Linked DNA regions of Homo sapiens: region 1 is linked to region 2. Evidence: chromatin loops called from intact Hi-C (ENCODE). Cell type or tissue: endothelial cell of umbilical vein. All regions are shown on one strand. Each heading gives the region's core, and the rest is flanking DNA. Links, peaks and the distances in the headings are about the cores only.

Region 1 (4,000 bases), core at 1-4,000, 490 kb after region 2:
AGAGAAATGAAAGCATTTGCTCACAGAAGGACTTGAGTAGGAATGTGCATAGTAGCCTTATCCATAAACCTAAGCCCCGGGAACAGACCAAATTTCTATCAATGGTAAATAAACAATTGTTATATTCATGCAATTGAATAGTAGTGCTCAGCAATAATTAGGAATGCATTACTGAATAACACCATAGCAGTGACAGATCTCAAAAATAACATGCTGAGCAAAAACAGCCAGACCCAGAAGGGTACACACTGTATTAATTCCATTCTATAAAGTTCTAGAACAGGGAAGATTAATCAACCGTGATAGAAATCAGAACAGCGCTGCCTCCGTGTGTGGGCTTGAGGAGGCGGCCTTGGCTGAAGGGACATGGGGAACGTTCAAGAGTGAAGAAAGTGCTCTGTCTTGAGTGGTGGTTACGTGGGTATATGCGATTGTCAAAAATCACTGAACACCTACAATCTATGCAATCTACTTTATCTTAATTATACCTCCATAAAAATATATATATATGTCACAAAGAGAGGCAGAGAGGGAAAAGAGCATGTGAAAAAATCCACTTTCTAACCCACACCCCATACCCACTCCCAAGCCCTGCAAAATGAGCAAAGCGAATTTACATTCTGTGCCCTGAGCTGGCAGGGCTTTGTGTGAAATTGCTTTACGTGTTTTCTGAAATACACGGAGCAGAGAGGCCCATCTGCTGGGCAGGGAGAAAGCCATAGTGGCTTGGGCAGAGCTACCTGGAGACATGGCTGGAGAGGTTCTGTTAAGTTCTCACAGGACCAGGTGTGTGCCTGTGGACATCTCCTGTCTCATTGCAGCCTTTTTCTCCCCACTGGGCAGTGTGGAAATACAGCCTGGAGACCGTCACCATGTGCTGAGCCCCGGCAAACATTGCCTGGTTCCGTCTTTATAGGACAGAGACTGACAAGTAAATTGGGCTGTCAGAGCACAAAGGGGGGCACCCCGTACCGTGTGGGGTCAGGGAATGCTTCCTCCTTGAGGAGCCATCTAAACAGGGGCCTTGGATGAGGAGGGGTTAGCCAAGCCACTGAAGGATGGGGAGGGGTGGGCTCCAGATATGCACCTCTCAAAGTCCGCCCCACATCAGAATCACTGGGAGACCTCGGAAAGCCTCCATGCCCAGGCCACATCCTGACAACCAAATCAGAGTCTCCAGGATGGGACCAGGACATCAGTATTTTTTTTTTTTCCTGAAATGGCATCTAACTTTGTCACCCAAGCTGGAGTGCAGTGGTGCAATCTTGGCTCACTGCAGCCTCAACCTCCTGGGTCCAAGCAATCTGCCCACCTCAGGCCCCCAAGTAGCTGAGACTACAGGCATGCACCAGCATGCCTGGCTAATTGTTTTTGTAGAGATGGGTTTTCACCATGTTAGTCAGGCTGGTCTCCAACTCCTGAGCTCAAGCGATCGTCCGGCCTTAGCCTCTCAAAGCACTGAGATTATAGACGTGAGCCACCGAGCTTGGCTGGGCATCAGTATTTTTTAATACAACTCCCGGGTAATTCTAACATACAGTCAAGTTTGAGATGCTCTGGGCAGAGGTGACAGTGTGCAAAAGCCAAAATGTCAGAGAAAGATCCCAATGCATTTGGGAACTGAGGAGCAGACAGGAAGGGAAGCCAACAAATGCAGTTGAGGAAGTGTAGTGGGTTACACATAGTACCCCCTACCCGACTCCTCCTCCCTGCAAACTTCACATCCACCCACAACCTCAGAACGTACCTTATTTGGAACCAGGGTCTTCACATATATAATTAAGGTAAGAATGGAGATGAGATCACCCTGGATTAGGTCTAAACCCAATAAGTGCATCCTCGTAAGCAACAGAAAAAGATACACACAGAGACCCAGAGAAGGCCATGTGCAGACAGAGGCAGAGACTGGAGCAATGCAGCCACAAGCCAAGGAAGGCCAGGGAGACCAGCAGGCACCAAAAGCTGGCGGGGATGGCACCGGCGGTTTCTCCCCTGAGTCTCCAGCAGGAACCAACCCTGCTGACACCTTGATTTCAGACTTCTGGCCTCCAGAACAGTGAGAGAACACATTTCTGTTGTTTCAAGCCACCTGGTTTGCAGTAATTGATTATGACAGCCTAGGAAACTAACATAAGAGGGAAGCAGGCGCCAGCTCTACCCCTGCAGGGAAAGTGGAGTTGAAGCTGACAACACCGAGGAGGCTGGGCTCAGGCGGGAATGAGGCTGAGCAGGAGGAGAGGGGAACTGCTCCGTGCCAAGTGGAGAAGGGAGGGCAGGCCCTTGCAGCTGCTGTCTATCATGGGTAGGCTTGTTGTTGGGGAAGACGGGGGTGATCCCTCTGACCTCTTCCATACTCCAGAGAAGTGGGAGGTGGGGTTATCTACATGGAGTGGGAAGGGGTGGGGGCAGCATTCAGAGGCTGGGAGACTGGAGAAGGGTCAGGTCAGTCTTCCTGAGAATAAGGAAAGGAGCAGTCGGGGAAGCTGGAAGGATCTCCTCGGCAATGCTGAAGCCCTAGTGGAAACAGAAGACTGGAAACACAAGAGTGCCAGTCTGTGCAAAAGTGAGATTGCAGCTCTGACCAGCTGGCATGCAAATAAACATAAGGCACCTGCACTCCTAGGAAATCACTCCACCTTCCAAAGAGCTGCCTCTGGTAGTTTGTTCATGTTGTTTCTGCTAGCATCGAAGAACTTACCCTTGATCCCTAAGACAGTACATAAAAGGCATCTCCAAAGTAAATAAATTAGCCTTGCAAATAAGTACTAGCCCACGAAGTGTTTTTCTCACCAACTCACTCTCCCTGTCATTGGAGACTCTGGCTTAGTCAGTATACACTGTCTAAGGGTATACTGTCATTAGTAACAATGTATTTTACAATACTCTGCCAGCGCGTGTTACGGACTAATTGCTAACATGTATTTACTGACTACCTCCCTGTGGATTATACAGTAAGTAGTCAATACATATTTATGGACCTACTAGGCACTGGTCTAGGGAAACAGAACAAAGAAGTAAATAAAAATGACAGAAAATTATTAGTGAGAACTAGAGTGGCCAACTGGTAGCTCAGCTTGGTATTGCAAGAGAGGGTGGGTTATGGGAACCAAAAGAAGAAAGGATTTCATAGAACCAGAAAGTTGAAGACTGGCTTTCCTACCTACCAAGTAAAAACAGGTGAATCACCTTACCAAGAAGTCTCAGTTTCCTTCTCTGTCAAAAGAAGGCAGGTGAATCAGGCAAATGCCTTTTTAAAAAGAAAAGAAAACAATTTTCAATGTTCAAACAGCTTTCTAACACCCTGAAGATCTTGCTGGAGGTACATGTGGTTAAGCGATGATCCTCAAAGTCTTAGATCGACATAAGATAAGTTGCCTTGAGAAACCCAAAGAGAGGGAGGATCAGGGGCTCCTGTCCCCACCTTGCTACAAACCCCAGTCCCATCCTGGAACATGAGTCATTTGCCAGAAAGGGGAGACCTTATCTGCTCACAATCCCCCAAATCGCTGCAAGTTTCCTTCCAAAAACATCTTGAGAGGTTCAAAACCAAGACCTTGGTGGGGCAGCCACCATGACCAGCATTTGATGGACAGGAGTGGGGTCTACTGAGCTGAGCAGGAGAATTCCAATATTTCTAGTAATGGGGTTTTCAACATGTTTTCCCTTGGTATCTACTATTGGGTCTTTCTCTTCTAAGATCAGAATACAAGCTCACCACCAATTCAGACTGATCCACGTCTTGACTCAAAAGGCTGAAAGAAATTAGAGTGACTCTTCATTCATTTCCAAAGACCAACCAAGACCAAGTTCTGGCTGCTCTCCCAAAGAAAGGACCATCCTCTCTCCTTCCTGACTTTTCACCATGAAGGCTAGGCTTTCCCAACCTCTTCTGCAGAAAATACGCTTTCCCTTTGCATGTTAGTCTTCAGACTATCTCTGATTAACAGAAGCTATCTGCAGATATTTTCTGACCGCAGAGCATTTTGATTTTTCTACTATT
Region 2 (6,365 bases), core at 1,015-5,014:
AACAGGGGCAGAAAGCTTCCCGCTGTGGCTGTGGGAAGGAATAGGTGACCCAGGTAGGCAGGCTTAGGATCGGCTCATCTGAATAATTTCAGTGAGCTCTGGGGGGGGTGGGGTTGGTCCCTCGTTGTCCGGTGGCTCAGGGTGTTAGTGGCCTTAGGGCAGGCACACAGTGGCTAGGAGTGTGACAGCCCAGTAGAGGAGGTGCTGCTGGCTCTGGATTGGTTGGTTTGTATTTGAAACACATGTTCACAGTCCAATTGTTTACTGTCTCTAGGAACTGGCTAACCCTGGGAGGAAATGTACTTTCTGGGTCAGCAAGGTCCCAAGATGTCAAAGCAGCAAAAATACATAATAAAAGACATGATTAACATAGTTCTCCACAATAAAATCCAGGCTTTACGTGCAGAAGTCAAGGCAGACTCTGCGCAGCTAGAAACAAAAGATGTCCCCTATAGAAATGCAATTCTAGAGGCTTCTGGCCCCAAGGGAGGACTCTGCTAACTTTGCCCGTATTTATCTTCACACTCCCAGAAGGACCATCTTTCTTTGTCCTGGGGATTTACGGCACCCACACACCTCCTGATTAGTCCCATCTTGGAACTTCTGACGATATGTCCAGGTCCCCTCTGGGCTTCTCTGCCCCAGGTCACTGGGTCTGAGGAGCCGCATCTGCTGCCACCCATTCATTCCTCATCACTGTCAGCAAAAGTGACAGTTGACAGGGATTGCAGTTCTCACTTCTGGCACCAGGCCCTCTTGTTTTTATTTAAAACTGTCCAGAAACTGTGCCTGCTGTCGCCAGGAGCGGGGGCTAATCTGAACAATGTGAGATGTTTGTCTTCAGGCGTTAACAGGACCGTTAGTCACCTTAGAGGGCCGGGCGCTGTACGATGTGAGAGACGTCCGTTCAAGGCAGCTGCCATTTAGACCGTTTCTGCCGAGAGGAGACTGTCAGGCTTTGAGACACTCTGGGCTGTTTAAGGGACTTTGCCCTTTTTGTTCTCAACTCCTTATTGATTGGGATCCTTCCCAAAGGAGCTGGGCATTCATTAGAAGCTGCAGAGTAGAAGACACCTCCTTTCTGGTTTTCTGGTTTAATGGCACCAGAAGTGGGAACTGATTAATCAAGGAGGTTTTGTGCTTGGTCCCGGACTGTGTGCAGGGAGGGAGGGCTCCCTGCGCTACCTTCCTCCAGCAATGCTCTGGTCCTTGGGGCACATTCTTTTCTCTTCTCTAGCAGCTTGTTTTTATCTCTTCTTTCGTTCCAGCATGAGTTTCTGCACACCCATTTAACATTTTTCCCTTTCTGCTCTAGACTGCTTGAGTGGTTTCCCCTGGTGCTGGGCTGATGTTTGGGTTTCTGTGAATAATAATTTTGGGATCATCTTGATCTTTTCGAGTCCACAGAATTTTGGTTTGATACACTAAACTTCCCCTGAGCCCACCTTGCCAAACCCGCTCTTCCTACGGCCATCCCCTGCTCCAAAAGTGGAGCCTCCATCCTCTCAGGTGCTGAGGCCACAAATCTTGGAATTGTTCTTGACCCCTCTCTTTTTCTTTTTTCTTTTCTTTTCCTTCCTTCCTTTCTTCCTCCTCCTCCTCTTCTTATTCTTCCTCTTCCTCTTCTTCCTCTTCCTCTTCTTCTTCTTCCTCTTCCTCTTCTTCTTCTTCTTCCTCTTCACTCTTGCTCTGTTGCCCAGGCTGGTGTGCAGTAGCGTGATCTTGGCTTGCTGCAACCTCTGTCTCACAGGTTCAAGCAATTCTCCTGCCTCAGTCTCCCAAGTAGCTGGGATTACAGGCACCCACCACCATGCCCGGCTAATTTTTTATATTTTTGGTAGAGACAGGGTTTCACCATGTTGGCCAGGCTGGTCTTGAACTCCTGACCTCAGGTGATCCACCCGCCTCGGCCTCCCAAAGTGCTGGGATTACAGGCATGAGCCACTGCTCCTGGCCCCTCTCTTTTTCTTATTCCCACATTCCGTTTGCCATCAACACCCTATGGGCTGTACCTTCAAAACATGCAGAATCTTCCTGCTTCTCATCACTCACCTGGTCCACATACCATCACCTCTCAGCTGAACTGTTAAAGTCACCTCCTCTCTGGTCTCTTGTTCCCAGAGGGAACGTGTTAACACCTCAGGGGTATCTTTTTACGCCTGTGCTGAAAATGCCCCCCTTCTGGCCTGCTGCAATGGCTCATGCCTGTGACTCCCGCTTGAGGCCAGGAGTTTGAGATCAGCCTGTGCAACATAGCGAGACCCCATCTCTACACACACACACACACACACACACACACACACACACACACACACACATGATTACCTAGGCATGGTGGTGCATGCCTGTGGCCTCAGCTGCTCAGGGGGCTGATGCCAGAGGATTGCTTGAGCCTGGGAGTTGGAGGCTGCAGTAATCTCTGAGAATGTCACTGCACTCTGCCTGAAAACAGAGCAAGACCTTGTCTCTAGAAAAAAGTCAAACAGAAAACCACCCTACGCTGGCTCTCATCTCACTCAGGGTAAAAGTCACATTGCCCAGAGGACTCCGATCTGCCCTCTTCCTCTCCAGCCTCACCACCCTGCTTGCCCTGCCCCCACCACCTTATGTCTGTGCCTCCAACACATCAGGCATGGTCCTCCGGGCCTTTGCATGGGCTGTTCCTTCCACTTTGCCCAAATGTCGCTTTCTCAGGGAGGCCTTCCTTCATTACTTAACTTAAATCATGTATTCATTTATTTTATTTTTTATTATTATTAAATTTGAGATGGGGCTCACTGTGTTGGCCAAGTTGGTCTTGAACTCCTGGCCTCAAGCAGTCCTCTGGCCTCGGCCTCCCAAAGTGCTAGGATTACAGGCACGAGCCACTGTGCCAGGTCAACTTAAATAATTTAAAATTAAGACATGCCAATTACAATCGCATCTCCTCTTGGGCTTCCCCGCTTTGTTTCTCTCCATGGCTCCGTCACCATCTGACGTAGTACATGCTTTCCTTGTTTATTTGTGGAATGATTGATTGAATCACTCTGGCAACCATCTTATAGTCTGAATAAGGTTTGGAATATTCGATGACTCTTTAAAAAAAACCCCTGTGTGATGTGTCTGAGTTTTTGAGTATGCCTAGAAGCACATCTAGAATAGGCCCCTCCTTTGTCTCCAGCTCTCGGAGGCAGTAAAAATTCATTTGCCAATTTAGTGGCTAAAGGAATGAGTAACCCGTTCCTCTTCCCTGTGAGTGAAACGTTCCACTTATATTGTGTCTACACATTCTTTGCAAATGTCAGTTGGAATGAATGAATCATGGGCTGAGGGATTGCACCATATGCAGCTGACCCGATGACTGAATCTCGCCTGTATGATGTCACCAGAGTCAGTGATGTGGGAGGGTTCGTAGGCCAGTGGTGACCCCCTCAAATGGGAAAAGTTACTTCATTGGGAGGTGACCTACCCTACTCAGAGGCCATGCTGAACTTGGGCTGTGTGGCACAGGTCAAGGGTGTAACCTTCGGAGACACTTCTGTCTGTCCTTAAGTCACTTCACTTCTCTGAGTTCCCTTGTGTGCAAAGTGAGGCTAGTGTTCATCTCTTCAACACACATTTGTGGAACAATGTGGGCTGGAGATGTGGAGTGAGCCGGGCAGGTGTGACACCTGTTTCCTTGGAGCTCACAGCTGGTGGGAGAAATAGACGAGACTTCGGGAAAGACAGACAACAATTGCACTGTTGGGACCGGCTTGAAGGAAATGAGAAAGGACAGTGGCACAGGGAGGTGGGGACTGGCACCAACAGGACCCTCGAGGGAGACGGGACCTGGCGCAGACATGCGGGTGGGAGTGAGCCCTCTGGGGTCTGGGTGGAGGCAGCCCAGGCAGGTGGAGGCACCGGCAAAGGCAAATGCTCCGAAGTGGGACAGAGCTCTGTGCGTTTGAGGAAGAGGCAGGGCCAGTGTGGCTGGAGTCCGGAAAGGAGAGAGAGGGGACAGGCTAAAGTCAGGGTTAGAGGACGCAGGGCCAGGCCACTGTGAGAAGTGTGGGCTGTGTTCTGCGGACTTCCTGAGGACTGGGCGGCGCGGTGTGTGAAGCCCAGGGGTCCAGCCAAGGACACTCCTTCCTTCCGTTGGGACTGGGCCAGCAGGGCTCAACAGGACACCCCTGCCAGAGCAGGAGGGCCTCCTCGGTGGGCCCTGTGGCTTCCTCAATCCTGCAGACGTTCCTGGGAGAAAACCAGCTTGTGGCAGGGCTGTGCAGGGCTGGGAAACCGGAGAGGGATTTCAGGGTGGGCACAGTGCGGGGCTGGCCAAGTTTGGGTCGCCTTCCAGCTTTGAGCACTTCCTTAACTATTGAACAGTGGCAGCGAGGTGGGTGGGCTCACCGGTGAGCTCCTTCAGCACGGCAGGGATGCATTTCTCAGGTCGGGCCATGTGGAGCATCCCATCTTCCCATGGGACCAACTCTTCTCCTAAGTCAGTCCCCGGAGGGAAGTGAGTGACAGCGCTGACCTCAGCAGTTTCAGAATGGGGGGATTGGCAGGACAGCTACTGTCCATTACCAGGAGGGGGCGCCAGATCACTTTAAAACATTTGTCATTCTGTACACTTGTGCTTTAAAAAGGCACATTCTTTAAAACCATTTTTTTGTTGTTAAACAACTTTAGTCTGTTTTGTTTTATAGCATAATGGCTATGAAGTCTTAGATTTTCTGTACTGGTTTAGTTTTTCCCTTAATGGACATTAAAATAAATACATCCCAACCACCGCAACCATAGCAATTGTTGTGAACTGCGAGCCAGTTCTAACAGCTGCATAAATATTAACTCATTTAATTCACAAGATCAGCTTATGAGGTGAGTACTATTATTATCCCTGCTTTACAGATGAAGAAACTGAGGCAGAGGTTACTGGGCTTGGCCTCGGTCCCTGCTGTGGCAGGTGTCAGAGGTGGGATTGGAACCCAGGCTCTAGAATCAGGGTTCAGCTCTGTTGCCTCTCTAAGGATTGAGGAGCAGAGGGGCTTGTGGTTCCCAGGTGTGTGCAGCCAGCCTTTTCTAAGCTCAGCTGTATGCACCTGGCATCTCTTAGATGCTGTCATGTCTAGAGCCTGGAGCTGGGGCTGGGATTGGGGCAAGGGGCCAGGGATTCTTAGATAAGTAAGACCTGGTAGCCCTCTCTCTGCCGAGGGGCACCGGGTCTGGGGGAAGAAGGTGGATCTCTATCCAGCAGTGTACAGACAGCAGGGAGGTGGGAATTGGAACCAGTCCTTGCTCAGGGCTCTGAATGTGCCAGCAACTTTCAGACAGAGACCCCCCCACCCATCCCCACCCCAGTGTTGCCCCAGCCAGTGACCAGGATGAGCAAGAGCCCCACCCTGACTGTAACCATGGAGCCCCACCCAGCCCCGGAGGCGTCAGCTGCATCATTGCCGCTGCCCTGACAACTGTAAATACTGTCTTTAGTCACATGGGCACTCTGCCTTCAGACAGAAAGAACAACCTTCTTGTCAAATACTGAGGCAAATTTATCTTGGACCCGGGCCACAGTGTTGTGAGGTGGAATGAAAGCTGTCACTTTGTTCCCAGCTCAAATTGTGCTCAGAGCTAAACACCCCTCCTCTCTGGCCTCAGTTTTCCCATCTGTAAAATGAAGGGCTTGAATTGGAAGACCTGTAACTTCTCTCCCAGCTTTGATATTATTATTTTTTGAGTTATCCTCACAAGGGATTCACTTCTCTTTTTCTCAGAGAGGAACCTGAATTATTGATGCTTTCTCGAAATTTGGCTGCCTCAGGCTTGGAGATTTCAGATGCCCCCATCCATCAAAAGTAGACAGGATTATACATTCATGAGGATAGATACTATCAAAGCAACAGAAAATAACAGGTGAGGATGTGGAGGAATTGGAACCCATGTGCATCGCTGGTGGGAATGTAAAATGCGTGGCCGCATAGTGGGTGGGAATGTAAAATGCGTGGCTGCTGTGGAAAACAGCATGGCGGTTCCCCAGCAAATTCAAAGTAAAATTGCCATATGTTCCAGCAAGTCCACTTCTGGGTATATATCAAAATGACTGAAAATAGGATTATGGAGAGATATTTGCACACTCATGTTTACAGAAGTATTATTTGCAGTTTCCAAAAAGTGGAAGCAGCTTTTTGGTATCCATTGACAGATAAATAGATAAACAAAATGTATAATATATGCATAATGGAATATTGTTCAGCCTTAAAAATAAAGGAAATTCTGACACAAGCTACAACATGGATGAACCTGGAGGACATTATGCTAAGTGAAATAATCCAGTCACAGAAGGACAAACACTGAATGATTCCACTTACATAAGGCACCTAGAGTAGTCAAATTCACAGAGATAG

What was found. Peaks named below come from ENCODE experiments on the same cell type or tissue, not always from the same donor. Only the 100,000 strongest peaks of a DNase experiment are listed, where the experiment ranks them.
Region 1: it touches region 2 in a loop (5-fold over the local background); 1 of 110 quality-filtered maps calls a loop at or near these places.

Annotation. Positions count from the first base shown.
Region 1 is chr20:51,467,825-51,471,824 of GRCh38, forward strand. The region is part of intron 5 of NFATC2 (nuclear factor of activated T cells 2); the gene reads right to left. Among named protein-coding and RNA genes, the nearest start is that of MIR3194, 17 kb to the left of the region's middle. In endothelial cell of umbilical vein, for the core only: no CTCF peak of the experiment used is centred there; a DNase peak (open chromatin) is centred at 2,467.
Region 2 is chr20:50,977,093-50,983,457 of GRCh38, forward strand. No RefSeq gene overlaps it. Among named protein-coding and RNA genes, the nearest start is that of MOCS3, 21 kb to the left of the region's middle. In endothelial cell of umbilical vein, for the core only: a CTCF peak has its summit at 4,554 (motif pointing right); DNase peaks (open chromatin) are centred at 3,269 and 4,569; H3K27me3 peaks cover 174 bases.